3 separate regions of the Homo sapiens genome follow, and regions 2 and 3 are each linked to region 1. Evidence: chromatin loops called from intact Hi-C (ENCODE). Cell type or tissue: PC-9. All regions are shown on one strand. Each heading gives the region's core, and the rest is flanking DNA. Links, peaks and the distances in the headings are about the cores only. Region 1 overlaps MRPS35-DT (MRPS35 divergent transcript). Region 2 has its middle 21 kb from the start of ITPR2. Region 3 overlaps BMAL2 (basic helix-loop-helix ARNT like 2).

Region 1 (10,421 bases), core at 1,544-9,543:
TGTTGAACCACCTGTTCACTGATACGCAGCCATTAGAAACATGGGCTGAATCCTTTCAACTGCATCCAACCTCTTAAAATCGTTTCTGTTTCTGACAGTCTTCTTATGGCCTTGGCCTTTTCTGTATTTTGGAATTTAGGGCATGTTCCTGTGAGGCTGAATTAAGACATATGAGCGCAATGTGGCGTCATGCAGGTATTCCATAGTAAGAAATACATTTGTTGCTGTGATCTGTATAACTGAAGCATGTTGCAGTGCACTCTGATAGTTTGTCCTACATCGGTTTGTAAAATGCTGACTGCAAGCCACCAAATTGATATCATGACCAGCAATAGGCCACAATGCAGAGTCGTAAAAACTTTGTCATGGTAGAAGGAGTGAGAGCTTTCGAGTTTAGTTGAGGACAAACCTGCTTAAAATCCCAGCTCTTTTATTTACACGTATCCAACCAAACCTCTGTGCTGGTTATTCTCATTTCAACCTCCACATCTACTCCCCACCTTGTCTGCCTTCTTCTGGGCTCTAACTGCATCACTCTGGCTTCCATCCAGTGGAGAGCACGAGATCAGAAAGGGGACAGGTCTGGAATGTATTAGCCCAACTTTCCCTGCCTCACTACGATGCTTGGTTCCAGACAGCTCCTGTCCAGCTGGCCCTTCTCTGAGACTCCAGCTCCCTCCCCTTCCCCTCTCAGGCCATTGTCCCTTCCGGGGTGCTTCATCATTCTTTGTTAGTTCCTTGCACCCTGCCCCCACCCTGTAGATGTACTTTTTCCTTAGGTAGACTTGAGGGTGCCATTTGATTTCTTCTGTAGCCCTAATGCCTCCTGATTTTCCTATCTAAAAACCGGAGATGACAATACCCACCTCGTAGAACTGCTATTCGTTATAGAATTAAGAATAGCCAAGCGCGGTGGCTCACACCTGTAATCCCGGCACTTTGGGAGGCTGAGGCAGGCAGATCACGAGGTCAGGAGTTCAAGACTAACCTGACCAACATGGTGAAACCCCATCTCTACTAAAAACACAAAAATTAGCCGTGGCACATGCCTGTAATCCCAGCTACTCAGGAGGCTGAGGCAGGAGAATCACTTGAACCCGGGAAGTGGAGGTTGGAGTGAGCTAAGATGGCGCCACTGCACTCCAGCCTGGGTGACAAAGAGAGACTCCGTCTCAAAAAAAAAAAAAAAGAAAAAAGAAAAAAAAATCAAAAGTGCTTAGTACGATAATCCAGATCCACTCTTTGATTCTTTATCCAGCCCAGTAAACAGGATCCACAGTGAATCTAAAGGCGCGTCATTAACTTCAATCTAGATTTAGGCTTAAGTGCATGCCCTGTTTTCTTTCCATTGAGCCTGGTGTTCTTCAAATTAAAATACGCCTTGCAACATTGGGGAACACCAACCCCCAAATCCCTTCTCTTCAACTTTATCTCCCAAAGAAGTCCTGGGGGAAAGCGAGGAAAGGAGCATTCATAATCCCCATGATGCCTGCAGCTTCAGGAAAGAAGAAAGGGATGTATATTCTCTTCAGCCTCAAGAAATGGCTTTGTTTTCCCTCCCGTCAATGTTTATTCACCCCCATAGCCCTCTCCTTGAGGAACCTGGAATAGGAAGAACATATCTGTGGCCTTGTAGTTGTCCTTCATTAGAAGCTGGCATGAAAGAGTGTTTAATAAAATGGAGTATTGATATACACAATTACTTGTCAATTAAAAAGGACTTTTTTAAAAGAAGGTGAGTATTGGCAGAGACATCTGTTTCTTCTTTTTGGTAGTGAAGTCTCCAATAGCATAGAGTCAAGCTTAGCTTTTGCAATTTGGGTTAATATATTGCCAAAAAAAAAAAAAAGGCTTAAAAGTGTAAATGGAAGATAGATTCATTCAAACATAATTGCTGAGTGCCTATTACATGTCGGGCTTGTTCTGTGCCCTGCCAATCTAGCAGTACAAAGAACAAAGTTCCTAGTCTCAGGGAGTTTATATCTTAATGGTGGAAGACAGACAAACACGTGCAGATGTTTAAATGCATATTTTCAAAACATCTCACGCCTGTAGTAATCCCAGCACTTTGGGAGGCTGAGGCCGGCGGATCACTTGAGTTCAGGAATTTGGAACCAGCCTGGACAACATGATGAAACCCTGTCTCTACTAAAAATACAAAAATTAGCCTGGTGTGGTGGTGTGTGCCTGTAGTCCCAGCTACTTGGGAGGCTGAGGTGGGAAGATCGCTTGAGCCCAGGAGGAGGAGGTTACAGTGAGCCCAGAACCAGCCACTGCACTCCAGCCTGGGCAACAGTGAGACCCTGTCTCAAACAATAATCAATTTTAAATTACATCATGAGTAATGTAAAGAAAAAGCATGATCAGGGAATAAAGAATGTTAGGAGGTGCTATTTTATATTGGGTGGTGAAGGAAGGCCTCAGCGAGGAGGGGGCAATTAGCTAGAAATCTGAAGGAAGACACTGAGCATCAGTGCAGACATTTGGGAAAGGGTGTTCTAGGCACAAAGAACTGCAAATGCAAAGGACCTGGAATGGGAGTAGATGTGAATGTGGATAGCAAAGGAGGCTGACGTGGACGGAGCAGAGTGAGCTGGAGGCGAGAGGTGGGAGATGAGTTTGCAGAAGTAGCCAGCAAACTCATCAAGCTGGTCAAACTTGTAAGCTGAAGTAAGGACTCAACTATTCTGAGTGATGGGGGAGAGAAATGTCTTGACTGACCTGTACGTTAAAAGCCTCACTTGAAGCCAGGCATGGTGGCTCACACCTGTAATCCCAGCACTTTGGGAGGCCAAGGTGGGTGAATCACTTGAGGCCAGGAATTCAAGACCAGCCTGGCCAACATGGTGAAACCCCGTCTCTACTAAAAACATAAAAATTAGCCTGGCATGATGGCACATGCTTGTAATTTCAGCTACTCAGGAGACTGAGGCAGGAGAATCGCTTGAACCCAGGAGGCGGAGGTTGCAGTGAGCCGAGATCGTGCCTCTGCACTCCAGCCTGGGTGACAGAGCAAGACTCTGTCTCAAATAAACAAACAAACCCTCACTTGATTACTGGGGGGAGACTTGATGGTAGAAGAAAAAGAAGAGAAGCAGAACCCAGGTAAGCAGCTAGGAAGCTGTAGTCACCCAGATGAGAGAAAAAGGTGGCCTGGACCACACTCGTACAAGAGGAGGTATGAAGAGGTCAGATTTAGAATGTAGTTGAAAGTAAAGTGTACAGCATTTGCTGATGATTGGATGTGGGGTTTGAAACATGTAACAATTAGATGCTGTATTTCCAAATGTCTTGAATAATAAGAATATATGCAAGGACAGAAATAAATTTGTCTTTGACTTTCCTTTATCCAAAGAAATCAGAAGATGGAGAAAAGCATTTTAGAGAAACAGTGCCAGGGTATGTGATTGCCAGGTGGGCACTGCATGACTGGGTGCCTCACTGAGGAAAAAGTAACTCAACATGGGCAAAGGAGATCCCAAGAGGCAAAAATGTCATTATACGCATTCTTTATGCATACTTGTCAGAAGGAGCACAAGAAACAGCACCCAGATGCTTCTGTCCTCTTCTCAGATTGTTCCAAAAAGTGCCAGAGAGGTAAAGGACCGGGTCTGCTATAAAGGAAAATTTGAAGACTTGGCAAACTCAGGCAAAAGACCCATTATGAAAGAGAAATGAAAACCTATATCCCTCCAGAAAGAGAGGCAAAAAAAAAAAAAAAGCCCAAGAGGCCTCCTTTGGCTTTTTTCTTGTGTTCTGAGTATTGCCCCTGAGTCAAAGGAAAATATCCCGGCCTATACATTGGTGATTTTGCAAAGAAACTGGGAGAGAGGTGGAATGACACTGTTGCAGATGACAAGCAGCCTTATGAAAAGAAGGCTGCGAAGCTGAAGGACAAATATGAAAAGGATATTGTAGCAGACTGAGCTAAAGGAAAGCCTCATGCAGCAACAAAGGGAATTGCCAAGGCTGAAAAAAAAAGAAAAAAAGAAGAGGAGGATGAGGAGGAAGGAGAAGAAGAAGATGATGATAAACGAGTTGGTTGTAGCAGTCTTTCTCTTGTCTATAAAGAATTTAACAACCCCTGTATACAACTCACTCCTTTTAAAGAAAAAAAAATTGAAATGTAAGGCTGTGTAAGATTTGTTTTTAAGCATTACAGTGTCAGCTGGGCGCGGTGGCTCACACCTGTAATCCCAGGACTTTGGGAGGCCAAGGTGGGTGGATCATGAGGTCAAGAGATCGAGACCATCCTGGCTAACACGGTGAAACCCCGTCTCTACTAAAAATACAAAAAAATTAGCCAGGCATGGTGGCGGGTGCCTGTAGTCCCAGCTACTTGGGAGGCTGAGGCAGGAGAATGGCATGAACCCGGGAGGCAGAGCTTGCAGTGAGCCAAGATTGCGCCACCGCACTCCAGCCTGGGCGGCAGAGCGAGACTCCATCTCAAAACAACAACAACAACAAAACAAAACAAAAACAGAAACAAACAAAAAACATTACAGTGTCTTTTTGTACAATTAACAGATTACAAAATGTCTCTTAAGATAGCCCTGTCCTGGTGATATTTTTAATAGACACTAACCTTGCCTGATACAGAATGGGGGTTGTAATTGGCACGGAAATTTAAAGCAGGCTTTGTTGGGGCACAGCACAGATTAGTTATATAGGAGGATAGTTTTTTCATCTTCATTTGTCTCTGATGCAGCTTATACGATATAGTTGTTGTTCTGCTGAGTACCACTCTGTAATTGAAAAAAAAGAAGTTGCAGCTGTTTTGTTGACATTCTGAATACTTCTAAGCAAATACAATTTTTTAAATTAAAAAAGCATTTTAGCCCTTTGCCTTCAGTAAACTGGGCATGAATAAGCCCAGGTGGCATCTTTTAAAGTGTTAAGTAATAACGGTTCCCATGTTCAATGCTTCTGGGAGGTTATAGTCCTCAGTCAATTAATGTTTCCTCGGTGTATAGCGACCCCTGTCTGCAGGAATGCTGTGTGGAGTACACTCTCAAGAAGGAGGTGATGTAAAGAACATGCAACTTGGAATCAGATGCGGATTTGAGTTTCAATGCTCATAAGAGCAGAGTCAAGTGGCTTAACTTTTTGCTTCCTTATTTGTAAAATGGGAATGACTTCAACTACAATCATGCATTGCTTAATGGGGATATGTTCTGAGAAATGCATTGTTAGGCAATTTCATTGTTTTGTGAACATAAGAAAGTGTACTTACACAGACCTAGACAGTACAGCCAACTACACACCTAGGCTATGTGGCATAGCTCCTAGGCTACAAGCCTGTACAGCATGTTACTTTACCAATACTGTAGGCAACTGGAACACAATGGTAAATATTTGTGTATTTAAACATATCTAAACACAAAAAAAGGTACAGTAAAAATAAGGTATAAAAGGTAAAACATAGTACACTTATATGGGGCACTTACAACAAATGGGGCTTGCAGGACTGGAAGTTGCTCTGGGTGAATCAGTGAGTGGTGAGTGAATGTGAAGGCCTAGGACATTACTGTATGCTACTGTAGACTTCACAAACACTGTTCACTTAGGCTGTGATACATTTATAAAACAATAAAGTAATTGTGCTATGATGTCACAATAGCCACAATGTCACTAGGGAATAGGAGTGTTTCAGCTCCATTATAGTCTTATGGGACCACCATCATATATGCACAGTGGTTGACTGAAACGTCTTTATGTGGCACATGACCGTAACTCAAAGAAGACAAAGCTTGTGAAAATATTTTATATACTGAAGTGTAAGCTTACGAAAATTTCAGAGAACCTAGTATAAATTGTAAGTATTCATGTTATAAACAGCTGAAAGCCATAAATCAGACTCACCATGTTTTTTTTTCAAGTGAAAATTAAAATGTGAAGCTTTTGTTGATTTTTAAAATACTGCATACTCATTTAATTTTTTCAAGCTGTATGCTTGGTGTAAAAATTCAAGTACAGAAATGGAGAAAGTGAAGTCTTCAGGAGTGTCTCCTCTATCCTCATATCCACTGCCTCAAATTTGCTGTTGACCCTTCCAGAATTTGCATTGCAAAAAAATAAAAATAAAAATATAATACACAAATGAGATTACATAATCCATAAATGCCTTATAACCTGCATTTTAAAAAAACTTAACAATATATTGTGGACAATTTTCTATGCTAATAGATTTATATCCACCTCATCCTTGTTAAGGCTGACACCAGTGGTTTTCCATCTTGCCTCAATATTAGATTCACTTGAAGAACTTAAACAAAAAACAAAACAAAACCCTAGTGCTCCAAACACATCTAGACCAATTAATCAGCATCTCAGAGGGAGTCCAGATAATTTTTTTTTTAAATCTTCTGAGGTTATTCTAATGTTTAACCAGGATTGGGGCCCAGGTATCTTAAGTAGTGATGCAGGATTTTTCTCGGCTCCTTTGCTGGACTCCCAGCAGGGGCGCTCTGTCTACTAGGCCCACCACACTCAGCCCCTTGTGGGAGGGAGCACATGAGTGAGTGAGTCCAGGGTCCAGCCTGCCACTTCGCCACCGCAGGAGAAAGCTTTGTGCAGAGCCCGCAGCCAGACCAGTGGTGTCGCCTTGAGGGGAATGCAGTGGCACCCAGGCAAGGATGCCTGAGACCCCAAAGCCCCAGAGGGGGTGGTAGTGTGCTGATGAGCTTTTTTAGTTCTGCCATCCACAGCCCGATGGATGGCAGCATGTTAGCAGCCCGGTTGGCCCCTGGCCCCCTCACATGGGGTGGCTGTCCTCTGCTGACCAGGGCAAAGGGTCAGTGTGACAGCCTTTCTGGGTACCCACACTTGGATCTCAAGCTCTTGTCCAGCATCCAAGAAAAATTAGGTCACCCTTGATAATTGAACGATAGTGAGGGCAGAGAATTTTATTGAGCGATGAAAAAGCTCTCAGCCGAGAGGGGAGCTGGAGATGGGATGGGAAGGGCTGTTCATCTTCCCCTGAGGTCAGGAGGTCTCTTCCCTGAAGTCAGGCCATCTCCCACCTCTACCAACTGAGTCTGGGGTCTTTACAGGCACAGGATGGCGGTGGGGTGGACTGTAGGTAATACTGGAAAAGGCAACATTTGATTGGTTAAAATACATTATTCAGAAAGAACCAATAGGGAGAGAGTGGGCAAACAGGAATAGAAGTTCTCACTCTGGTCCATGGGCTTCACACTGTTTTTGGCTTGAAGGTCGGGTTTCACCGGAGACCCACCTCTGTCTGCCTAGGATTTCTCTGCCACCTGCCTCTATTAGTAGTACTCTGCATTATATGAATACACCATAATAGATTTAACCCATACTGTTTTGATGAACATTTAGGTTGCAAGGTCTCTATACCTATTCCTTATATTTGCATATTGTCTACCATACTTGTGAATAGACATACTTTGTTCACCTACTATAAAGCAAGTTAGTTTTGAAGGCCGGGTGTGGTGGTTCCCGCCTATAATCCTAGCACTTTGGGAGGCCGAGGCGGGCGGATCACTTGAGGTCAGGAGTTCAAGACCAGCCTGGCCAACATGGTGAAACCCTGTCTCTACCAAAAACACAAAAATTAGTTGGGCATGGTGGCACATGCCTGTAATCTCAGCTACTTGGGAGGCTGAGGCAGGAGAACGACTTGGACCCCGGAGGTGGAGGTTGCAGTGAGCTGAGATTGTGCAACTGCACTCCAGCCTGGGTGACAGAGCAAGACTCCTTCTCAAAAAAGAGAAAAAAAAAAAAAGAAGTTAGTTTTGATTAAAAGTAGCTTTTTAATACAAAGGATAAACGCTTGAGGTGATGGATACCCCATTTACCCTGATGTGATTATGATACATTTTATGTCTGTATCAATATATATCATATACCCCATAAATATATATACTTCCTATGTATCCATAAAGATAAAAAATTAAAAAGTAGCTTTTATTGAATTAATTCAGGTTTAAATATAATAAAAACCAATTGTAAGACAGCTTAATATTTAAAATTGTTCTACACAGGACCAGCTACATAATTTGTAGGTTCCAGTGCAAACTGAAGATGCAGGACTCCTTGTTAAAAAAAGTATTAAGAATTTTAAGACAGCAACAGCAAAGCATTAGGCCAAGCGCAGGCACGTTGTATGTCTATGAAGCCAGCCTAGCTTCTATGATGTGTTAGATTACATGGTCACAAAGTTTGAAGAAAATATTTTTTTTGTTTGTTTGAGACAGGTCTCACTCTGTCGCCCAGGCTGGAGTGCAGTGGCACTATCTCGGCTTTCTGCAACCTCTGCCTCCTGGGCTCAAGTGATCCTCCCACCTCAGCCTCCCCAGTAGCTGGGACTACAGGCACACATCACCATGCCTGGCTAATTTTTGTATTTTTTGTAGAGACAGGCTCTTGCTATGTTGCCCAGGCTGGGCTTAAACTCCTGAGCTCAAGTGATTCCCCTATCTCAGCCTCCCAAAATGTTGAGAGTACAGGAGTGAGCCACTGCACCCAGCAAAGAAAATATTTTTATCGTGAGTGAATGATTGCACCTCTAAGATCACTGCCAAGTGAAAAATTATGTAATCTTAGTAACCCCTATGTGCAAGATAGTACATGCTTTACTCTTTACACTGCACAAGACAGATATTTTTGCTTGTTGATAGCATTAATAGCATTATGAATGAATTTTTAACTTTTACTATAGAATGAAACTTACTGTACTTGATGCCACGGAAAACAATAAGTATTTTTCTGGCTCCTCTAGCTCTGGTCATCTATCCACTTTAGTCTTAGGGAGAGAGTACAACAAAAGATAGAACGCATAGCAAGGTAGAATGGGGACCTATGTCTTTAATATCTTGCTCAGAAATTAAGAAATATTGTTAGAGTAGGTAGCTAGTCATGAATGAGCAGGGCAGGAGAGGGCTCCCCTTATACACACACCCCCCTCCACACACACACACGCACACCCCAGGAATTTCAGGCGACCATCAGGTGACGGTCAGGTGGTTATTAACTGTCTTTCTAAAACAATAATTGGTTGCAGCCAGCACCAGGGAATAGCATTCTCCCAATAGATACAAAAAACCTGAAACTAGTGATCAGCAACTTTCCAGTAAGATCTCAGGAGCTGGGTGAGTGTGCGCAAGCGTGCACATTAAGAAGCAAAATGGCAGAATTTAACTGGTATTTGATCTTCTAGGGACGTGCAACTGCTAATGGAAGAATGCCTCAAGTAAGCATGTATACGACTCCAATAAACACACTATGCATGCTCCCCTCCCAAGTCCTGGCAAGCCACTGTGCATGCAGACAGCCCACCCCAAGGGAAAAATCAGGGGAGAAGGGACATAGACCCCAGAAGTATGCCAACGTATAAAACCCTAAGTCAAAGGTCAAATGGGGTACTTGACTTTCAAGTCGCCCACTTGGCCCTCTTCCCAGTGTATTTCCTTCCTTTTGTTCCTGCTGTGAAGCTTTTTAATAAACTTTCACTCCTGCTCTAAAAGTCGCTTCTGTCTCTCCTTCTGCCTTATGTTCCTCGATCAAATTCTTTCTTCTGAGGAGGCAAGAATTGAGGTTGCCGCAGACCTGTACAGATTTGCCGCTGGTAACAGTATGAATATGATCATACTCCTTTTGTCCCTAAATTTCTATGGTATAGGACTTGCACTTTACTAAAATATACAAACTTGCAAGAAAAGGAGGCTGTTGCATTGACCCTACACTTAATGCCAATGCCCACCGTTTATATTTATGCCTTTAATCACGACTGTCGTAAGAAAAATATTATTGCTGTCATTTTCCTTGAAACTGAAACTCAGAAAGATAAGGTAGATTTGCCCAAAATCATAAAGAACCAGAGCCTGGATTCAAACCTCACCTCCATCTGATTAAAAAGGCCATGATTTTGATCTTAAAAATAGTCCGAGGAGAGGAGAGAACTCCATTGGAATATGGGGGCAGAAGGTGATGTGATGTGATGTGTCTACCAGCCAAGGAGTGCCAGCAACCATTAGAAGCTAGGAGGGAGGCATGGAACAGATTCTCCCTCAGAACCTCCAGAAGGAACCAACCCTGCCGACACCTGGATTTTGGACTTTCCAGACTCCAGGATTGTGAGAGAGGAAATTTCTGTTGTTTTAAGTCACCCAGTTTACGGTACTTTGTTCCAATCCCCTAGGAAACTCATACATCATGCTTCTATTTTGGAACAATAACAGGATGGTAAAAGTCCAGAAAAGATGAAGATGATGAATATTACAAATACTTGTCCATCTCATGCTATTTGTCCCCCTCCCATACCTTACTGATTGATGTCCATGGCGCACTGAATGTTCACAGCTAGAATATTCTTGGACACCTGCATACCTCTGCTCTACTGGTTGTATGCTTACCAAGAATCGGTTTTGTTTATTTTTAGTTGTTTTTACTGTTAT
Region 2 (10,421 bases), core at 1,519-9,518, 850 kb before region 1:
AATAATTAGTACCTGTTTATTGAAAGTTAATGGGATATACTGGCAGTCATTTTACTCATGCAGCAAATATTTATTGAGCAACTACTGTGTGGCAATCATTATGTTAAGTGGTAGTTATACATGATCCTGCAAGGAGTTGGACTTAACTATCCCTTATAAAACATCAGACCATTTTTGTAAGCCATGTAGAATGGTCTAAGGGGAAAAGGAAAAATTAATATTAATTTTTTATGAATTACACAGTCCAGTTACATCTTGTTTGATGATTGACATCTAAAATCAGAATTAAAGTAAAAACTGAATTAACTAAAGAACAAAACTTTTTTATTTTTTTTGAGAGTCTCACTTTTCATACAGGCTAGCATGCAGTGGTGCCATCACGGCTCACTGCAGCCTCAACATCCCTGGCTCAAGTGATCTTCCCACCACAGCCTCCTGAGTAGCTGGGACCACAGGTGTGCACCACCATGCCTGGCTATTTTTTTTATATATTTTGTAGAGACGGAGTCTAATTATGTTGCCCAGGCTGAAAAAATTACCTTTTAAGCATTAGAATCTCATCAAGAACCGTCAGGTACTCACACTCCCAAAGGCATGGTGCCTACTGAGACAAAATAGCAAATGAACAACTCCCTTCTCATGTTCTTTCCAGGAGCTAACCCTAGTGAGAAGCAGGCAAAATCTCCTCCACTACTAAAATGGTTATTTTCCTCTTTATTTTCTAAACAAAATGTTAAGCCGAATTAAACTGGACTGTGCTTCAACTTCACAATAAAAATTAAGCCCCTGAATTTCTTGAGCTGCCACATTCCAGTAACAGGGAGATATGGTCATATATGTTGTTAAAAAGCACGTGGTGGGGTGGAGGAAATAAGAGTTTAGAAAACCAATACTCTGAGGGGGAAAAAAAAGAATCAAACCATACATGGTCATTTATAAACAATAAGTATAATGACACACGTCCTCCAAGTCATACATGCCAAAAAAAACCCTCAAAACGTAATATTTTAAGAAAATTATTAATTGTAGAGACTATCAATTACAGAAAAGGTAGGTGAGTTATTTGTATTAAATAGAAGAATGTTAAATATTTTCAATCACAAAATATATTAACAGCCTGGGCAACATAGCAAGACCCTGTCTCTACAAAAAATTTTCTTTCAATTAGACAGGCATGGTGGCGTGTGCCTGTAGTCCCAGCTACTCAGGGGGCAGGGGCAGAAGGATTGCTTGAGCCCAGGTGTTTGAGGCTGCAGTGGGCTTTGATGGGACCAGGCACCACTGCACTCCAGACTGGGTGCTGACAGAGCAAGATCCTCTCTCCAAAATATATATATGTATATATATATATATATATTAGCTCAACAAAATAGCTAAGCAATAAGGTTCAGCATTTCTGTAAACAGTATTTTCTACTTATAAAAGCCAATTTTTTTATTATCTGTTTTCATTATTCATCCCAAATTGAAATAGATGCATAGTGTTTGCTTCGTGTGTGTGAACATCTTATAATCGAATATTATTTTGGAAGTGTATTTTTAATATAATGACACTTGCAAATGTGTTTTATGACTTCTAAAGAAGGCAAAATTATGAATTTCTAAAAAGTTTTACAGACTTAAAATTTGCATATTAATTTTAATCAGATATATGGTATATTTTGGGTTCATGTCATATTTGCAAAAATTGCCGTTGAGGGTACACAGTTGGTCTTATGCCTTTTTAAAGTTAGTCTGTAGTAATGTGGATAATAAAGAAATGTTTGCAAAGCCAAACCAAAGCAGAAAATTGTAGTAATTATCAAATCAGCATATGTCACTTATCATCAACTACCTATTGTTCATTGGCAATGTTCAACTCACCTGCACTCATTGAAGCCCAGCAAGGAAAAAAACCTCCGTATCACAATCCCTTCTCAATAACATGGTCTATGTATAAAGACACAGACTTGTGTAAATATTAATATTAAACATAAATTCTAATAACAAAATTATCAGCCTAACCTAATAAGGACTGCTTAGAACAACTTTGCCACTTATCACATATTTTAATAATTTTTAGAATTTTCAGAATTACTTTCGTACTCAGTTGAACTGTACTCAAATAGGTACAGTGAAGAAAGGGGGGAAATGCTGTCATTATAGGTCTGAAAATAAGAAGGATAAGAGTAAATGCAAGCAAGACTGAGAGGTATATAATTAAATTACTAGAATTTGTTTCTTTGGTGACATTTCTGGGCAAAGAAAATAAAGAGTATTTTCTCAATTATTATCAATCTCCTAATTTGTAATGAAAAACACCCTAAGAGCTTCCAGCTGTGTACTTAGCTTGTCCACCATTGGATTTTTTATCTTCATTCTGAGTTAACAGAGGAATTTCTCAAATTGGACTTTATTAGCAGAAAATGTAACTGTTCTCTATGTGGGACAATGCCAAAGTTTATATTGCCAAATTCCATGTAATCTAGAGGAAATTACCATGTAAATTTGCAACAAATTATGTTTAAAGATCAAATCTATATTCCTGGAAGACATTCTGTAATGTCACCATTAACTTTAAAATGAAAATTCTTGTATGTCACTATAACACTTGACTATTCCAGACGAACAGGAAATTCCTTATTCATCGGTTTGTTCAACATACTGCATAGTCCAAGATGTATTATAGGAGTAGAGGGTGTGCCTGAGAGAAGTGAAAGGAATCAATGATCATGAACTTTATATTACTCAATCCTAGTATGAGAACTGACTGAATGAACAAAATTAATTATCTTTAATGTCCCTAAAATAGCAATAATAAGGTGACTATTTCTATAGATAACCTTCAGTTAATATTTTTAAATTATTTAAGATTTTGTAGGTAAATGAAAACACTTAGTTTTGTGGATGTTTCTGTTGGTGTTTACTAACAATGCAAAACAAGGTGGAGAACTGAAGCAGCTCTCTGGATGATTCATGCCCTATGAAATAGCCAATTTCTTGAGTTTAAGCTTAGGTATGTGCTTTCCTTTCTATTTTGTTGTTTTGTTTGAACTCAATTTTCCTATTGATTTTGCAAACAGGACACTCCCAGACTTGGTAACATCTCCACACCTAGATGAATATCATCTTTTTCCCAATGTGGAAATGAAAAAACTAAGGACCAAACAAATTGGGTGACTCATCCATAAATCAGAAATTAAATCATAATTTTCTTTTTCAAATCTATCTTTTCATTGTTAATCCTAATTGTAGTAACTATGCCTAATTTTTAAATAATGTACAAATAAATCATGCTTTAGTAGAAAAATAGAAAATAAAGATTAATTAGAGGGAAAAAACTCCCATTTATCCTTCCAGAGATAAGTGCTCTAATCATCACGGTGTACTCTTTTAGCATTTATTATTATTATTATTATTTGAGACGGAGTCTCGCTCTGTTGCCCAGGCTGGAGTGCAGTGGTGTGATCTTGGCTCACTGCAACCTCCATCTCCCGGGTTCAAGTGATTCTCCTACATCAGCCTCCTGAGTAGCTGGGACAACAGGTGTGTGCCACCACACTTGGCTAACTTTTGTATTTTTAGTAGAGATGGGGTTTCACTATATTGGCAAGGCTGGTCTTGAACTCCTGACCTCAAGTGGCCCACCTGCCTCAGCTTTTCAAAGTGCTGGATTTACAGGCATGAGCCACTGCGCCTGGCCCCTTTTAGCATTTGTTATTTATGTATATTTATACAGATAATATATTTTATAAAAATGGGACAATCCTAGATAATATCTATTCCTTAGTGAGAAAAGCTGGTTTCCAAATGGAATTTGGAATATCTAAGCAATAGATATTTCCATTATGAATACATTTTATGTGCTTTGTTTTTCAAATGCTTACTTCAATTATAAGGAATTTAAAGATAGTTCAATCTATATTAATACTTTCCAATTAATTTTAGAAATTTAGTTATTATTAGCAATTAAAATTTATTGAGATGACCACATATTTGAAACTGTTGCCATCACTATCAGCAAATACCCTTATGAAAGTATTTTTTGCTCTGATTTTTAAATGTGTAACAGGTATCGTATTCATTTTGCAAGTATTAAATGGAGCCATTTTATACCTCCCAACCCCTTAAATCAGGTTTCTACCTCAGATATCAAGCCTGCAGGCTTATTGTACAATGGCTAGAATGGACTTTTGGGGGCTTCTTGATCAAGACAGTAAGCTAGAAATCCAGGCTGGTGGCAAAAGAATTTACTAAATTCTTTGTCTCCCACTTAACAAAGACCATCTGCCACAGGGTAGGGAAGGTGCCTTTGGTGCCATTAATGCACTCAGCACTGCGGCTAAAGTGAAAGGTAGGAAAATGTGATACAGGAGAAATGAAGACATGCTGCATTTGATAGAGTCTAAGACAGCATTGATTACAAGGTGCACCACCATACCACCAAGAAAGAAAAACATTCTGCTAATTAAACTAGAACATGACAGGAATTCTAAGACCCCATTTCAAAGATGTGAAAATATGGAGGGGGTTGGAGAGTGCATCTTAGAATGCATGAAATAGAGTAAAAGAAAGGACAAGAGAGGAAGCAAGGAGGCCAAGTGCGATGCTCTGACCTGCTCACGCTGGGTCTTTAAAGCTCAGCTGAGGCCCATGCTGGGGACAGGGGTCTTGCCCTGCTTCCAGTAGGGTTTGGAGGGGAGGCTGCCTCTTGGGCACTCCTCACACTAATGCGGACAAGTGGGGTGCCATGTCAGAGAAAAAGCTGTGACTCGGTGTAATGGGGCAGAAAGGGAGGTTAAAGCCAGGTCCCCAGGTTTACCTCTACTCCTATATGGTTCAGATAGGAGCCAAAGTGCTGGTCCCGAGAGTGAGAATGTGAAGGCACATGAACTGAGACCCAGTGGGGTTGCCGCAGGGCCACTGCAGCAAATCCCTCCCAATTCTGTGGCAAAGGGTGAGATGATCCCATCATCCACTGGGCCAGGGGCCAGATAGAGAACAGGGCAGAAACTCAGAAAGGACCACAATGAGCAAGGTACTGCCAAGTCAGTCAAGGAGAACCACTGGGCTCCATCAAACTGAGAAAGTGACCCAGACATAGGTTAAACCTCTGGTGGACCTCAGCCAGGAGTGCCAACAGAACGGGCAGCAACCTGACAAGAGACATTGCGCCAGAGAGGCCTGAGCACAGAACGAGGACATCACGTGGACCTCGGAACCCCAGCCCCCCACAGCCACAAGGTCACAAAACCACATACCGCCAGGTGAAATCTGAAAGATCACACATTTTCTTCAAAAGAGAGTAGACATTTACCTCAAGAGATTGTTTACATTTTTTGTCACTGGATCAAATTTTAAAGAAGTGACTGAAGTGGCCGTTTCCTGGCCATCCAGCAGGTGGAGCCGTGCGTTGATCAGATCAGCAGCAGACAGTGAGGTTTTAGACAAATGAAGGAACTACATTTCCTCTATGCTTCTGACTTGCAGAGCCGGGAAATATGTAACCCAACATAAAAGTACAACTTTTCTTCTAATTAGTCAATGTATGGTATTTGATTATGTCAAGCCACTGTTTCTAACCACATGCAGAGAAATAAATAAAAAATATTCTCCAGGAACTTTCCTTGATCTCTCCAACCAGAAGCAACCCCTTCCCCTTCTGAATGTTCCTAGCACACAGGCTCTCAAAGTGTGGTTCCTGGACCATCATCAGAGCGTCAGCTGGGAATATGTTAGAAATGCAAATTATCAGATCCCATCCCAGAACTACTGTAGCAGAAACTCTGAGGGGTGAGGCCCAGCAATACATATTTTAACAAACCATTTAACAAGTATTCTGAGAGCACTTTGTACTATTCTATGAGATCTATTACATTCTAGCATTATTTTTTTTTTTTAGTTTTACTGCCCTGTGGCTCCCAGGTTTGAATATTTGATGTAATCAGACTATAAATATACATTGTTCATCCTTGCCACAGTTACCTATGGACCCCTGAATCATCCTCAATTCCTTGCAGATTTAGCTCCTAGCTAACTGTTACTCTTGCCAACACGTTTCTGGTCACAACTCATAATACTTTCAATATCTATATAAATGACCTACCTGGTCTTTCGCTTAATCCCAATTCCTCCTCTCTGCTTTAGCCCGTCACTCTATAAGCATGTGGTTGATCCATCATTACCAATTACCAATAGTTACAACCCATAATATATATTTTCCCCTCTCTTCTTTCTTTCTCTTTCTTTCTTTTCTTCTCTTTTCTTTCTTTCTTTCTTTTCTTTTTCCTTCCTTCCTTCCCTCCCTTCCTTCCTTCCTTTCTTTTTGTGAGACAGGGGCTCACTCTCTCATCCAGGCTGGAGTACAGTGGCACTATCACAGCTCACTGCAGCCTCCTCTTTCTGAGTTCAGGTGATCCTCTCACCTCAGACTCCCAAGTAGCTGGGACCACAGGTGCACTCCACCATGCCTGGCTAATTTTTTTCTAATTTTTTGTAGAGATGAAGTGTACATGTATTGCCCAGGTGGTCTTGAGTTCCCAGGTTCAAGCCATCCACCCACCTCAGCTTCCCAAAGTGCCAGAATTACAGGCATGAGCCATTGCACCTGGCCCAATATCATTTTCAAGCAGCTTACTCCCTTACTAGCATCTACATCCTATCTTTCTACTTGCACCCCCTAAATACCCTAACTCCAGCAGCCTTCAACCCCATAATCCCATTGATTCACCACTATTACGTGGTAACCAGCCTCTCACATGCCCTATTTTCCCTTCTAACTCAGTTGGATTACAGTTAATTATTACAATCATTCCCATGCACTATCTTCAACTCTCTTTGTCCTTTTCTTCTTTGTATTATTCACCTGATAAACTCCAACCCTGGTTAAATCCAATGTTCAGCCTACTCTATTCCTGCACCCCCAACTCATATGACTAGAGAAAAATGTGAAACCACACTGGCCAGTCTCATTCTGAATTCATAACTACTGAACCTCAAGTGAGTGTGGGAGTCATAATACATTCTCTTAATCCATTCTTTCTGTTAGATGACTACTTCATGCCTTCTCCCTCCCCTCCTCAAATGCCAACACCTTCTCCCCAATCCTTACTCTCAACCTGCTGATAGTCTTGCTTCCTGTTTCAAGGAAAAAATAGAAGCAATCAAAACGGAATTTCCACAAGCACCTGCCAATGCATCTGTGCCATTTTCTATGCCTCTCATCCTGCTGTTATGAACTCACCCCAACCCCAGCTAATCCCCTTACAGAAAATCTCTCACAAAGAACTGTGTATATTTACTGTCTCTAGTTTTTCCCCTCCCATTTTCTTTTAAACTCTGTGGCTCTGCCCCATTAATCCACTGAAGCTGCTCTTGTCAAGGTCACCTGTGACTTTCATGATGCTAAAGGAATGATCAGTTATTTATGTGTCTTCATCTTACTTGACCTACTGGCAGCATTTTGTACAGCTGATGGCTCCCTCCTCTTTGATACATTTTCTTGGCTTCCACGGACACCACACTTACTGGTTTTCCTTGTACTGCACTACTTCTCAGTCTCTTTTGCTAGTTCTTTTTTTATATTTTCAACATTTAAACAATAGAGTGCCCCAGGGCTCAGACATTGGACCTCTCTCTTCTCAGTCTACCTTCACTCACAAATTTTCCACTCCAACTTGAACCCCAAAGTCTATATCCAACTGCCTAGACATCTGTACTTGTTTGTCTAATGGACACCTTGCAGGCCTACTGCTCAGCAACATATGACACAAGATTGCTTTGTCTGCTGTGTGAAGAAGGGACCCCAAAAGAACAAGAATTAATGTAGGTGCACAAGTGAGAAGGCTAATGTAGTAGTCTAGGCAAGAAATAATATTGGTATGAATGCCTGTGGTGGTAGAAAAAGAAGTTGACTTGCTTAAAATTAGGTGGAATCAAAAGATTTAATGATGGATTGGATGGAGGTGGGAAGGAAGAGAAAAAATCAAAGATGGCTTCCAGCATATGGGTTGGACAATGGGGAAAATGATAGGGCTACTAAATGAGGTGTGGAAAACAGGAGGGAAATAGGTTTGGCTCTTCTCGGAAGAGTCGGAAGATAAAAGTCCAGTTTTGAACGACTGAAGTTCCAGATGCTTGACACATCCAATTGGTAATGTTTGTAAATTAACTGGGATATATAGAACTGAAACTCACTAGACAGGATGAGATTAAAAATATAAAACTGTATCAAATGCTACTGAGCAATAAATTAAGATAAGAACTGAAAAGTGTCCTTTGAATTAGGCAATTTGGAGGTCACTAATGAGCTTGCCAAGAACAGTTTTGGTGAAGTCCTTGGAAATGGAAGAGGATCCAGAGAGCAAATGATGGGACTGACCCTTCAAGAAGGAGGGACACTTCTTTCATTAAAATAGAAGGAGCAGGAAGATGATAGGTGCAGAAGTGGGAATGTTCACAGGATTGCTGTGGAAAATATCTGAGCGCTCAGTCTAATGCCTTTTGTTCGCAATGAACTAGGACAAAGCAAAGGGAACAGTAAGAGAAAGTGGTAGGGTTAAGAAAGAGAGGGAAATGTGCAAAATAACCAAAAAGAGTGAGAGGAAAATTCTTATTTGTAAAATAGAAAGTGAGTAGATTGACAACTTCCTCGGAAAGTAACACTTGCTATGAGAAGGTGTTAAGATGTTTTTGGAATAATAACGTTCATATTTCTGTATTCAAAATAAAAGAATTCACATAAAGTTTAGGCATGAAGGAAATCACAGACTGTGTAAATAAAATTAATGTGAACTTTTATCTTGAAATCATAAGACTTTAGATTTAGTGCCCTGAAACAAATAGCTACCTATTGCCTGTGATAAAGACAATAAGGAAAAAAAATTAATCAGCAGGAATTCTGTTAGTTTGTCACTTAAGCAAAACCATTTCCTTTCTTTGAAATCCATCTGGAAATGTTCACAGGGCAAGGAGTTTGCTGCAAACTCAAGGTACAAACACTCATTATAGGACAAACAGAGGAAGTTATTCCATCGTAAAACTGTCAGTCGTCAAAACAGCCCATTCAGCCCATTACAAAGGCCTTATCTGCTGCCTGGCTCTGCTGCTCTGGTTGTTTCTCTTGCCTTCCCTGAAGCAGGAACATTTAGTCATTAGAATCACAAAACCTGAAATGTGGGAGGGGTATTGACCTTGATCTGGCTTAGTACTCTCCATGTGTTTTCACTTTTTAAAAATAAATCACAAGGAGTCTGTGCAGAGTCTCCAGTGACAGAGAACTCAATAGCTGTCAAGAGAACCCATTGCAGGTTGGACGGCACTTTCTTCCATTCCGCTGAAATCATCTGCCTGCTGTTTCCAGCAATTCCGGATTTACCCCCATCAAAATTTGTCACAACAAAGCTAATGTTTATTCCATATGCTCACCCTTCAAAGAAAGAAGGTAGCTATCATACACTTACGCAACTTTTTTCTCCAGTGCACATCTCAACTTCCTTTCTTTTCACCTTCTTATGTCCTTTTATAATATTTCTCTGATTGTATCTCAGTATGATTATAATTTAAAGTGTAGTGCCCAGAGCTGAAGATAATTATCTCAGTATTCTCTGATAAGGAAGGGTAGAGTGAAATTATAATCTCTTATTTGAGTATTATATTTATATATATATATAATTTGAGTACTGTATTTGTATATGTAATATTTATTACATATAATATATACTATATGTTATAAAAATATTATGTTATATAAATATGTTGTATTTATTATAAATATATGTTATATAAATATATTTATTGTTTGCTATATTATTTATTACATATTATCAAAATAATATTTCATTGAAAATATCAATGCATTTAATGATTCCACAACTTTCATGGCAATCACACTATTGACTCACTATAGTAGGCTGAATAATGGTTCCCCAAAGGACCATTATTAAGGTCCACGTCTTAATCCCTAGAGCCTGTGAATATGTTGACTTACATGGCAAAAAAAGACCTCGCAGATGTGGTTAAATCAAGTATCTTGAGAAGGGGAAATTATCCTGGATTATCTAGGTGGGTCAATATAATCACAAGGATTCTTACAAGAAGGAGGCAAGAAGGTCAGAGTCAGAGAAGGACATGTGACCATCGAAGTGGTCACTGAAGTAATGCAGGACCATGGGCCAAGGAATGTGAGCAGTCTCTAGAATTTGGAAAAGGCAAGGAAACCAGTTCTCCCCAGAGCCTCCAGAGGGAACGCAGCCCTGCTGGCCCATTTAGCCTCTGACCTCCAGGACTGTCAGAGAATAAATTTATGTTCCTTTAAGCCACTAAGGGTGTGGTTATTTGTTACAGCAGAAATAAGAAGCTAATACACTCATATTTAGCTAAAGTTGCAAAGTCTTACTTACATATATTGTAGTTAAACTACATATTACATGTATATAGTTGATT
Region 3 (10,421 bases), core at 976-8,975, 280 kb before region 1:
AAAAGTTTAAGATGTAATCATTCATTTTAACAATGTTTATGCAAAGTCCAGATCAAGTAAATTGAGTGACATGGTATTTTAGTCTGTTTTATGCTGCTATAACAGAATACCACAGATGGAGTAATTTGTAATAAACAGAAATTATTTGGCTCACAGTTCTGGGGACTGGGAAGTCCAAGAGTATAGTGCAGGCATCTTATGAGGACCTTCATGCTTCATCTTCCCATGGCGGAAGGCAGAAGGGCAAGAGAGGGTAAGAGCGAGAAAGCAAGATGTGGGAAAACTCACTTTTATCACAAACTCCCTCTTGAGATAACTAACCAACTCCCATGATAATGACAGTCCATTCATGAGCACAAAGGCCTCATGACCTAATTACCTTGTATCAGGCCTCACTTCTCAACACCATTGCATTGGGGATTAAGTTTCCAACACATGAATTTTAGTGGACAAATTCAAACTATTGTATATAGTTTCATATCCTCCATGACTGACATTGCTCTGCTAAAGCATACACTAAAGAGAAGCAAAGGACTTGAAGGAATTTGGATATCCACTTTAAACACACATAGAGCCATATATTTATTATCTGAAGTTCCACTGTACTTTGACACATATATACAAACCTTTGGTTAGTCTTTATCTGCATTTTAACCCTTAATTTCTAGAACCTTTTATCTCTAAATTAATTATCATCTCCATGGTTCCTACTTACTTCCTTTTTCAATAAAAATCTGATTTATCTCCCTTTTATAAGAAAATTCCAAATCTTTAGAAGATGCTTCTGTCTCAGGCTTCTCATTTCAGTATTAAACAGATAGGGTTTTTTCATAAGCAGATTAAATTTTCTCCTTCCAGGGTTTGCGCGTGCACACACACACACACACACACACACACACAAACATACACTAAATTTCCTAGCTTCCTTCCAGCTCTCTGAGAGTCTGTACCCTTTAGCAGTGTAATTTCCTATTAGAAAACTCATAGACTAGCTTACTTCTCTGTAGCAGATGAATTAGGTGCAATTTATCTGACAGAAGATTGTTATAAAACTAGGTAACCCATTTAAAAATACATCAGCCATCTGCAGCTTAAGATATATACTTTGCCTTCAAAAATACATTTTATGGTTTTCTAGCCTTGCTTTGCCATTTTTTATCACAATCATTTTTTAACCTCAAAATGTGTGAAATGTATGACTTTACTGATCACCTTTACTTACACAGGCCTGTATTTTAATTCATAGGTGATGGTGCACAGTTGGATTTCGATGCCCTATGTGACAATGATGACACAGCCATGGCTGCATTTATGAATTACTTAGAAGCAGAGGGGGGCCTGGGAGACCCTGGGGACTTCAGTGACATCCAGTGGACCCTCTAGCCTTTGATTTTTAACTCCAAAAATGAGAAACATTTTAAAGCATTTCATTTACGAAAAACTGTCTCAACTATTCTTAAGTACTGTATTGATATTGTTTGTATCTTTTATTAATGTTCTACCACTTTTTATAGATTTGCATCTTCCTGTCACAGGGATGTGGGGAAATACGTTTTCCTCCCAAGAGAACCAAGTTTATTATAGACTCCTTTATTCAGTGAAATGGCTTATAATCCACTAGTTGCCATATTTTTGCTAAAATATTTCTAACCAAGAATACTACTTACATATTGTTTTGGCTTTGTTTTATTTTTGATGCAGTTTTTTTTAGTTGAGGTAATGTAATATATTGATGTTTTCCTTTGTGTCTAAGATTCATTTATAATAGTAGGTTTGTATAATTTGGAACATTTTCCATTCCTTGCGAATTTCCTTAATTGAGGATAGGGCTTACACACTTTAAGAAAACAGTGAGTACTTGAACATTTAAAGGGACAGTGCAATTTATAGTCATAATCACATTGAATACTGTATTTGATCTTTGGAGACTTAGGCAAGCACAGAGCTGGGATATTTATGCTCAGTTGAGCACTTTAAGATGAATTTTAAGTGAGATGATTTCTTGCTTAAAACTCAGAAAGTCAAAAGAGTTTCAGCTTTCCTTACAGAAAAGGAAGGATCTTGGGCCCTAGATCTTGGGGATTAACCTCTGCATATAAGATTTACTCTTAATAGGCCAGACGTGGTGGCTCACGCCTGTAATCCCAGTACTTTGGGAGGCTGAGACGGGCAGATCACTTGAGGTCAGGAGTTCAAGACCAGCCTGGCCAATATGGTGAAACCCCGTTTCTACTAAAAATACAAAAAAAATTACCCAGGCACTCACTCTTGAGGTAACTAACCAACTCCCACGATAATGACAGTCCATTCATGAGCGCAAAGGCCTCATGACCTAATGGCACACACCTGTAATCCCAACTGCTTGGGAGGCTGAGGCGAGAGGATTGCTTGAACCTGGGAGGCAGAGGTTGCAGTGAGCCGAGATCGCACCACTGCACTCCAGTCTGGGCAACAGAGTGAGACTTCATCTCAAAAAAAGTAAAAAAAAAGATTTAATATAATCACTGAAGATCTCTATTATAGATAGATTAGGTTTTTGACATTGGAAACATACTTAGGGATAGATTTGTCCTAAAGGAAAAAAGTAGGCCCGGGCAGATTAAATGTCTTGTGTAAAGTCACACATTAAATTCAGTCACACATTAAATTCATAGAGTTTTAAATGTTTAATGTATATAAACCAGTTTCTTTATACACATTTGGGAAAACATTGGTCTCACAGATTAAATGATTAACTAACTGACCCAGGAACTAGTTGTAGCTTTCTAAGTAATTAGGCAATTACAGTTATTGCCTGTAACCAAAGGTAATAAAACAAAATGACAAGTACATGTTTAAAATTATGAGGCAATGAGAAATAATTTAAAAACCAATTTTCTAGTTATAATTTAAAATTTGGAGAGCATTTTTAACAGTAATTAATCCAGAGGTGGCTCAAATTGAGTATAAGAATTAAGATTATTTAAAATACTGCATGTCTACCTTCTCGGGGATCATACTTTATAACACTTTCTGCTTCAGTAGCTCTTCATAGCTTGCCAAGTATGCTCCCATATTTTCTCTCTCGTGCCTCGCAAATGAAAGTCAGATAGGCTGGGAACTCATGGGGCAGCCCTCAGACTTCAATGTGGGCTTCAAATCCAGTTTCCTGTTCTATATGGTGCTACATCTTTCCAGAAAATTTCCCTCAGAGCCCCTCGCCAAAACAAAGCATTATTTTGACCCTGCATGCTATTTCTTTAGCTGTAGGTGATAGATTAGAACTTCTGTCAGACATGTTAATGACAAACATACCAACAGACAATAACCAAAAGCAAATGTTTCCTTCAAGTGTGAAATGTGCAGGGGCTTCGTGGGCAAGGATGTATTGGCACACTGTCCTCTTGAACTGATAGTGTCCCAGCAATGTTGGAGGGTTGGCACCATTCCTGGTCCGACACTTGAGGACCTGAGAGACATCAGGTTTAGAATGAGCCAAAGAAATCCTACAAGATGGGGAGAATTGGTGTGCAGCAGCCTAAGTGTTATAGTTAAGTCTAAAGAAGTATGAAAGATCCCCTGTGTTCTCTAAATTGAGCAGAGGGGCCTGCCTACCAATATCACTTTTTAGGGGACTGAACCATTGCAGGTTAGACTTGGCTTCCAAAGAGTCTGCCTAAGCCAGGGGTGGCAGGGTAGGCCATCATAGCTGGATGGCCTCAAAAGCAGATGGGGGCAGACTTGCCCTCGTGATGCCAGGATTTGAGAGGCAGAGTTTCTAGAGGGAGACCAGTGCTGCCTCTCACAGTGGCAGTTTTTTCTCTTTGCAAGAGGAGGGGCTGTTCAATTCCATAGACCAGTGGGCAGATAGCCAGTTGAATACTCTGTGCATGGTTTGATCCTTTATTAGTTCGCTCTAATATTTTTCTGTAGATCCTTTTGTCCTGGACTCAAAATCTAATCCATGCATTGTATGATACCGTAGCTCTCCTAAGGTTTGTGTTTCCTTCAAAATGTTTTAGTTTTCTTCAACTAAATTTGATTTTTGCTGTTAGAAGTGACATATTTTTATGGTATACACTATGTTCCTTTTTTCTACTGCGAGTCAATTTTTTGAATTTTCGTGAGAAAGAATATATCTACAAATTGCACGAAAGTATCATAAAAACAGTACTCTAGACTTTTCTTTTCTTTTCTTTTTTTTTTTTTTTTTTTTTTTGAGATGGAGTCTCGCTCTATCGCCCAGGCTGGAGTGCAGTGGCGCGATCTTGGCTCACTGCCATCTCTGCCTCCTGGGTTCACGCCATTCTGCCTCAGCCTCCAGAGCAGCTGGGACCACAGGCGCCCGCCACCACACCTGGCTAATTTTGCTTTGTATTTTCAGTAGAGACGGGGTTTCACCATGTTAGCCAGGATGGTCTCGATCTCCTGACCTCGTGATCCGCCCACTTCGGCCTCCCAAAGTGCTGGGATTACAGGCATGAGCCACTGCGCCCGGCCTACTCTACACTTTTTTTAACCCTAAGAATTACCACTACAGTAATGTAGTGGAGTGGGAAGAGTGCCTGGAATCAGAAGACCCTGTTGAGGCTGAATTTAGCTGTATGACCTCATGCAAGCCATTTAAACTCTGTGCCTCAGCGTCCTCATTTTTAAAAGGAGGTTTGATCTCTATGTTTACTTCCAGCTCTGATTCTGGGATTCTAATCCACAGGACTTGGGTGTTAGGGTGGAACCTAGAACTGTGCTGTCCAGTGCAGTAGCCACTAGCCACATGTGGCTACTGAGCACTTGCAATGTGGCTAGTACAAAGTGAGATGTGCTATCAATGTAAGATACATACCAGATTTTGAAGACTAGTATTACCAAAAGAATGTAAAATATCACATTAATAATTTTATATTAATTACATGTTCAAATGATATTTTGGATATACTGAATTAAAACATTAAAATTAGTTCTACTTGTATCTTTTTACTTTTTTAATGTGGCTAGAAGAAAATAAAATTATACATGTGGCTCAGATTATATTTCTATTGGACAGCGCTGCTCTAGAACATTATATTAAGTGGTTATTATTGAAGTAGACCAAAGTTTATACCATAAGGATATTTTTCCTTAAATACCATGTTTGAAGAACAATTATTTATTGATCCTTGAATCTGTAAGATCAAATAACAAGTCTCTATCCATGTTACCAAATTTAAACTTTTGAAAATAATAAACTTTAAAATATCAGATGTGTTATTACAGGATGATACTTGGAATCAAGTGAAATGAGTTATATGGTCATCACTAAATTTAGAAATCTATTGTGAAACAAAGACAAACAGGAAAGTACAGAATAGAGACTTTTAGTAAATAAATGGAATTTAAAAGAAAGTGTTTATTTACAGTGTCACGACAGAAAAGGATGTCTTTGTTGTCATAGTCTTTGAGGGATCTCCGTAAAATCTGGGGCACAGGTACAAGAAATAGCCAATATTTAGTTCCCAGACCATGTTTAGTAGTGTCCAGTTTCAGATCATGCTGCCAAGAGGTATCTCCCCCTCAGGTGGGTCATCACTGAGCCCTGGAATTGGAGACTCATACTTGCCCAGCACAATGTTACGGGCAGACAGGCCGACATCTATGATTAGCTAGAAGCCATAAAGAAAAGCTGCTAAGTGGCCACTAGGTGCCACTTTTCTGTTTTTGTAATGCTTTCATTAGCAGATCTTTTTTTTCCAAGCTCCATGGGGCCTATGAGAGGCATTTATGATTTTTGTGCCTACAATAAGTCAGCCTGTCTGGTGTGAGTTGTTTTATGAGAAATGCTTTCCAAGGGAGGTCTAGGAAGATCCTGACACATAAGAACTTTGGCTTAGAGAGCTTTCCAGGTGTAGTGCCAATAAAAACTGACCTGGAAAGAAAACCTGCCCAGCACGGAACATGCTTTCTGAACTCACTTGAGAGTGTATGGTGTATGTCACTTCTCATATATTCTTGAGTTTAGATTTGTCTTTTATACAATTTTTAGCTCTTTTCCAGTTCACTTGTGCTCGTCTGTATATTGGTATTTTTAAATTTTTGTGGTAAATAATGAAAAGAGTGAAATTATATTTTATAATTACTCATTTGTAGTTTTTTTTTTTAATTTAATAAACTTCCTCCAAAAAGTGCTCCCTTAACTACTTTCTAATGTGGAAACATAGATTAAGGAAACCATCCAGTGCCCTCAAACCACTGGGCAGAGGGGTACATTGAACTCTGTTACTATATATATTTCTGGGTATGTTCCCCAGGGTATACTAACTGCTGTAACAACTCCAAAATCTCAGTGGTTTAACCAGTAAAGGTTTCCTTGTGCTCACGTCAGACTCCAACGTCATCAGCCTTATCTGTCCCTCTGACTCTCTCCTCCTCCCTTTCTGCCTCTTCCTCATTCCATCCCTCAGCTTTGCTTTCCTATGAGCTGGTTTTATCTTCCGGTGGACCCTCTCCGCATAATGACACTCAGAAGTTCCAAGCGTATATTGTTCTTATACCTGACAATTTCAGTGGAAAGAGAGCCTCTCTATTTCCTAGTAATTCACATGCACATATGCATTGACTGGGCCTCTGGATCAACTTGGTTTACCTGGACTTTCTGTTGTGTGGTTGCAGTATCTACACTAATTCTAGAGAGTCAACCATCATGAATTATAAGGTTCTATTGTCCCTTCTGCAGATAACCCTGTCCTCCCTCAGGCCCCAGGCTGTCTAGCTGTTGGCATCTGACATCTTTTCCCCTTCAAGGATGCCTTTAAAGTTTATTTTAATTTATTTAATCAGAATTAAAATGTTAGGAAGGGAAGGCAAAATAAGCAGTAGGTTCTTTCCAGGTCAACAGCCTGGAATATACAGATTAGCCAGGCTGTGATACATGCTCAACCTTGGGTTGAAGTTTGGCGAGGCAGCCCTGTTGGAATCTGGGGATCTCCCATGGGGATCTTCCAACACACTGGACTCTCCTCTTCCCCAGGTCTCCCACTGCCAGCACAAGAGGCTGTGAAGGTGAAGAGGATACAGATTTAAGAGATTTGTATTACAGAAGTAGGATGGCAAGAACTTGAGGACCAATTGCATATGGGAAATGTTGAAGCAAAAGCAGTGAACAATGACTCAAGTTTCTGGCCCCAGGGGTCTGGATTGCAGTGCTGTTCAAGAGGTAAGAGTTACATGAGGAGAGACAACTTTGGGGTAGAAGATGCATCACTTCTAGACAAATTGTGTTCAGGTGATGTCTAGCAGATAGTTGGATATGTGAGTATGGAGGATGGGAGAGAAAGCTGAGATGAGCGGCACACTGAAGCTTTTGAGCCTCAGTTTCTTCATTCGTAAAGTAGACTTCATTTGTAAATACCCTTGCAGAGCTTTAGTGAGGATTAAATTAGCTTATGTAAAGTGCTTACACATTGTCTGACAGTAATTTTAACAATGATCATTATATGTTAATTTATAAGCTCTACAGTATGATAATAAATGTTGGAAATTAGTGTTATAGAGAAGCTTCATCATTAAGTTAGTAAAAAATTCCTGAGACTATATAGCAAACAAATATATAAGTAGTACAACAGTAATTTAAGCCTTGCAAAAGTTTAACCCAAATAACAGTAGAAATTCATAACCAATGGGAAAGCGTTAAGTACCTAGAGAACCCAACTGAGGTAGGGTGTTTGGGAAGACGTATATCTACAGCACAAAGAGGTAAACAATTTTGTTTGCTAAGGTGGACATCTATAAGGCATTTTAAAAGAAAGTTGAAATGGTTCCTAATAAATGACATCATTTGTTTCAATGACAATTTGTTTCAAATAAGTAAGCACTTATTTATCCTGTGCTATGCTCTTAGAGACAATTGAAAACGCCACAGTCCCTGCTCTTAAGAGACTACAGTTTGGTAGAAAGACAGTGGAAAGCAGTAACTATAGAATGTGATAGCTGCTACTTTAAAGGGATGTGCAAAGTGCTAATAGAGTATGGGAAGGTCAGGCTTTAACTTTGCTTGTGAAGAGTCATCAAAATATGTTATACTCTGGCAGTTTTTTCCTATTTATCCAGCCCAGTGGTTTTCAAATTTATTTGCATCAGAATTACATGGAGGACTTGTTAAAACACAGATTATGGGTCTCCTCACGCCCATAATTTCTGATTCAGTTGGTCTGACTTGGAGCTTGGGAATTTGCATTTCCAGTAAGTTGTCATGTGATGCTGAGGCATCTGGCCTGGGGACCACACTTTGAGAACCGCTGATCTTGCCATTCACAAACAACAAATGGACGTATCCACAGACCTCTTATTCTAGGGCTCTTCTGAGGAAAGTAGAGTAGGGAACAGAGGGCCTCAGGAGGCCTACCTACTTATTTTGCCTACCCTACTGCTTATTTTGCCTTCCGTTTATAACATTTTAATTCTGATTAAATACATTAAAATGAACTTTAAAGGCACCCTTGAAGGGGAAAAGACGTCAGAAATAGCCAACAGCCAGACAGCCTGGAGCCAGAGAGGGGAAGGGATGTGCAGAAGGGACAAGAGAACCTCTTGTAATTCATGATGGTTGACTCCCTAGAATTGGTGTAGGTACTGCAACCACACAGCGGGCTCTTCTTGCCTGCTGTCCAGATAGAACCGATTTATCAAGATGGGGAAATTGCAATAAAGAGTTTCATAAACGCAGAGCCAAGTAAATGGGAGACTGGAGTTTTATTGTTACTCAAATCAGCCATCCCCAGAGTTTGAAGGTGAGAGTTTGTTAAAGATACTTCGGCAGGCAGAAGGGTAGGGAATGGGGAATGCTGATTGGTCGGGTTAAGGATGAAATCATATGGGGTTGAAGCTGGTTTTTCTTGCTGTCTTCTGTTCCTGGATGGGATTGCAGAACTAGTTGAACCGGATTACCCTTGTGGGTGACACCAGTTGGTTCATCAGAAACATCTCTGAACACCAATGTTAGGTTTTACAATAGTGATGTTATCCACAGGAGCAATTGGGGAGGTTGGGAATACTCCTGAGCCATAATTTCTGATCTTGTAAATAATTTGTTAGTTTTACAAAGGCAGTCTGGTCCCCAGGCAAGGAGTGGTTTTGTTTCAGGGAGGGGCTGTTAGCATCTTTGTTTCAAAGTTAAACTATAAACTAAATCCCTCCCAAAGTTAATTCAACCTACACCCAGGAATGAACAAGGACACCTTGGAAGTTAGAAGCAAGATGGAGCTGGTTAGGTCAGATTTCTATCACTGTCATAATTTTCCTATGTCAGATTTTTCTCACTGTCATAATTTTTGCAAAGGCACTTTGAGTATGTGAGCCTCAATCTTTTTGTTTGGCTGTTTTGGTTGTTTTTTGTTGAGGAGGGGAGGCAAGGCAGAGAAAGCTGTGTCACACCTTTTTAATGTTAATCTTGGCCACCTTTTTTTTTTTTTTAAAATACTCAGCCACTAGTCACTGTGGAGGACTCTGTCCATTGCTTAAGGCATTGTGTGTTGAGGGAGTCAGTAAAGAATTGTCTTAAATTCTTGTCCAGCTGTGTGCCTCTGGCCTTGGAATGACAGTTTCTTAGACACTCCTGGCTCCTGGCTGACTTTAAGGCAATGCTTCTCACATTTACTCCTGTCCAGGAGGAAACCTGTTACATTTTACCTTGGGGGTAAATACATGAAATAAATGTACTTTTTTTTTTTTTTTTTTACAAAACTACACTAAAATGGGATGCCTAGATTACATAAACTTAAAACTTACTAGAGCCCTTGAAAATTTTATTCAATACTTTGTTGACTGAGCAATCACCCAAAAGGCTTCCCATCTACCAGAAGGGACATGTAGACGAATATCACATAATTAGCTGATGATTAAATTATTTGGCAGCCCATGAATGTTCAGTTTGATTTAGCAAAGGTCAAGCAAAACACAGTTGTAGTGTCTGAAATATCTATTCTTGAGGGAGAAAATGGACACATAGATTATATGTAAAATAATTAAAACTTATGGAGTAAAAAGACACTATTTCTTTGTAGTAACGTATTAGTAGCAGATTGCTTTTTAAATTTTTTTTCTGTTTGTAAAAGAACTTTACATTCATTTTTGGAAAATTCAGGATTATATAAAGGTGCTAAGAAGAAAATAAAAATCACCTAATAAAAAATTTTACCACCTAGTGAAAAACCATAGTCAACACTTGAGTAGTCTTTCTCTTTTTTCAAGGCCTTTATATTCTAATGACTTTTTTAAAGTTAGAATCCTACTGTTTAATACAAAAAAGAATAATAAAATTGTACAAAGTAATGCGTATATTGGTTAAAAGTCAGATAGCATTTGAAGTCATAAAATTACAAAAAAAAAAAAATAGTCCCCACCTTAGCCCTAATTCTTGTTCTCCAGAGCAACCACTTATACCTTTTTTTAGCTGATTATCATATTTATAG

What was found. A loop is a pair of places that touch in the nucleus more often than their neighbours do. Peaks named below come from ENCODE experiments on the same cell type or tissue, not always from the same donor. Only the 100,000 strongest peaks of a DNase experiment are listed, where the experiment ranks them.
Region 2: a loop joins it to region 1, with 8 times the contacts of the local background. A loop is called at or near these places in 4 of 110 quality-filtered maps.
Region 3: it touches region 1 in a loop (9-fold over the local background); 29 of 110 quality-filtered maps call a loop at or near these places.

Annotation. Positions count from the first base shown.
Region 1 is chr12:27,698,876-27,709,296 of GRCh38, forward strand. MRPS35-DT (MRPS35 divergent transcript) reads right to left here. Exons shown (of 5, transcript XR_001749448.2): 2 at 5,863-6,049; 3 at 4,586-4,745. It also overlaps the pseudogene HMGB1P49. Among named protein-coding and RNA genes, the nearest start is that of MRPS35-DT, 6.7 kb to the right of the region's middle. RefSeq lists an enhancer at 6,113-6,624. In PC-9, for the core only: CTCF peaks have their summits at 4,977 and 5,188; a DNase peak (open chromatin) is centred at 5,066; H3K27ac peaks cover 744 bases.
Region 2 is chr12:26,848,572-26,858,992 of GRCh38, forward strand. No RefSeq gene overlaps it. Among named protein-coding and RNA genes, the nearest start is that of ITPR2, 21 kb to the left of the region's middle. In PC-9, for the core only: CTCF peaks have their summits at 5,370 (motif pointing right) and 5,574; no DNase peak of the experiment used is centred there.
Region 3 is chr12:27,419,150-27,429,570 of GRCh38, forward strand. BMAL2 (basic helix-loop-helix ARNT like 2) reads left to right here. Exons shown (of 17, transcript NM_020183.6): 17 at 1,247-6,137. The coding sequence ends at 1,383. The region is part of intron 1 of BMAL2-AS1 (BMAL2 antisense RNA 1); the gene reads right to left. It also overlaps a transcript of SMCO2 not described here. Among named protein-coding and RNA genes, the nearest start is that of BMAL2-AS1, 22 kb to the right of the region's middle. In PC-9, for the core only: CTCF peaks have their summits at 5,628 (motif pointing right) and 5,828; no DNase peak of the experiment used is centred there.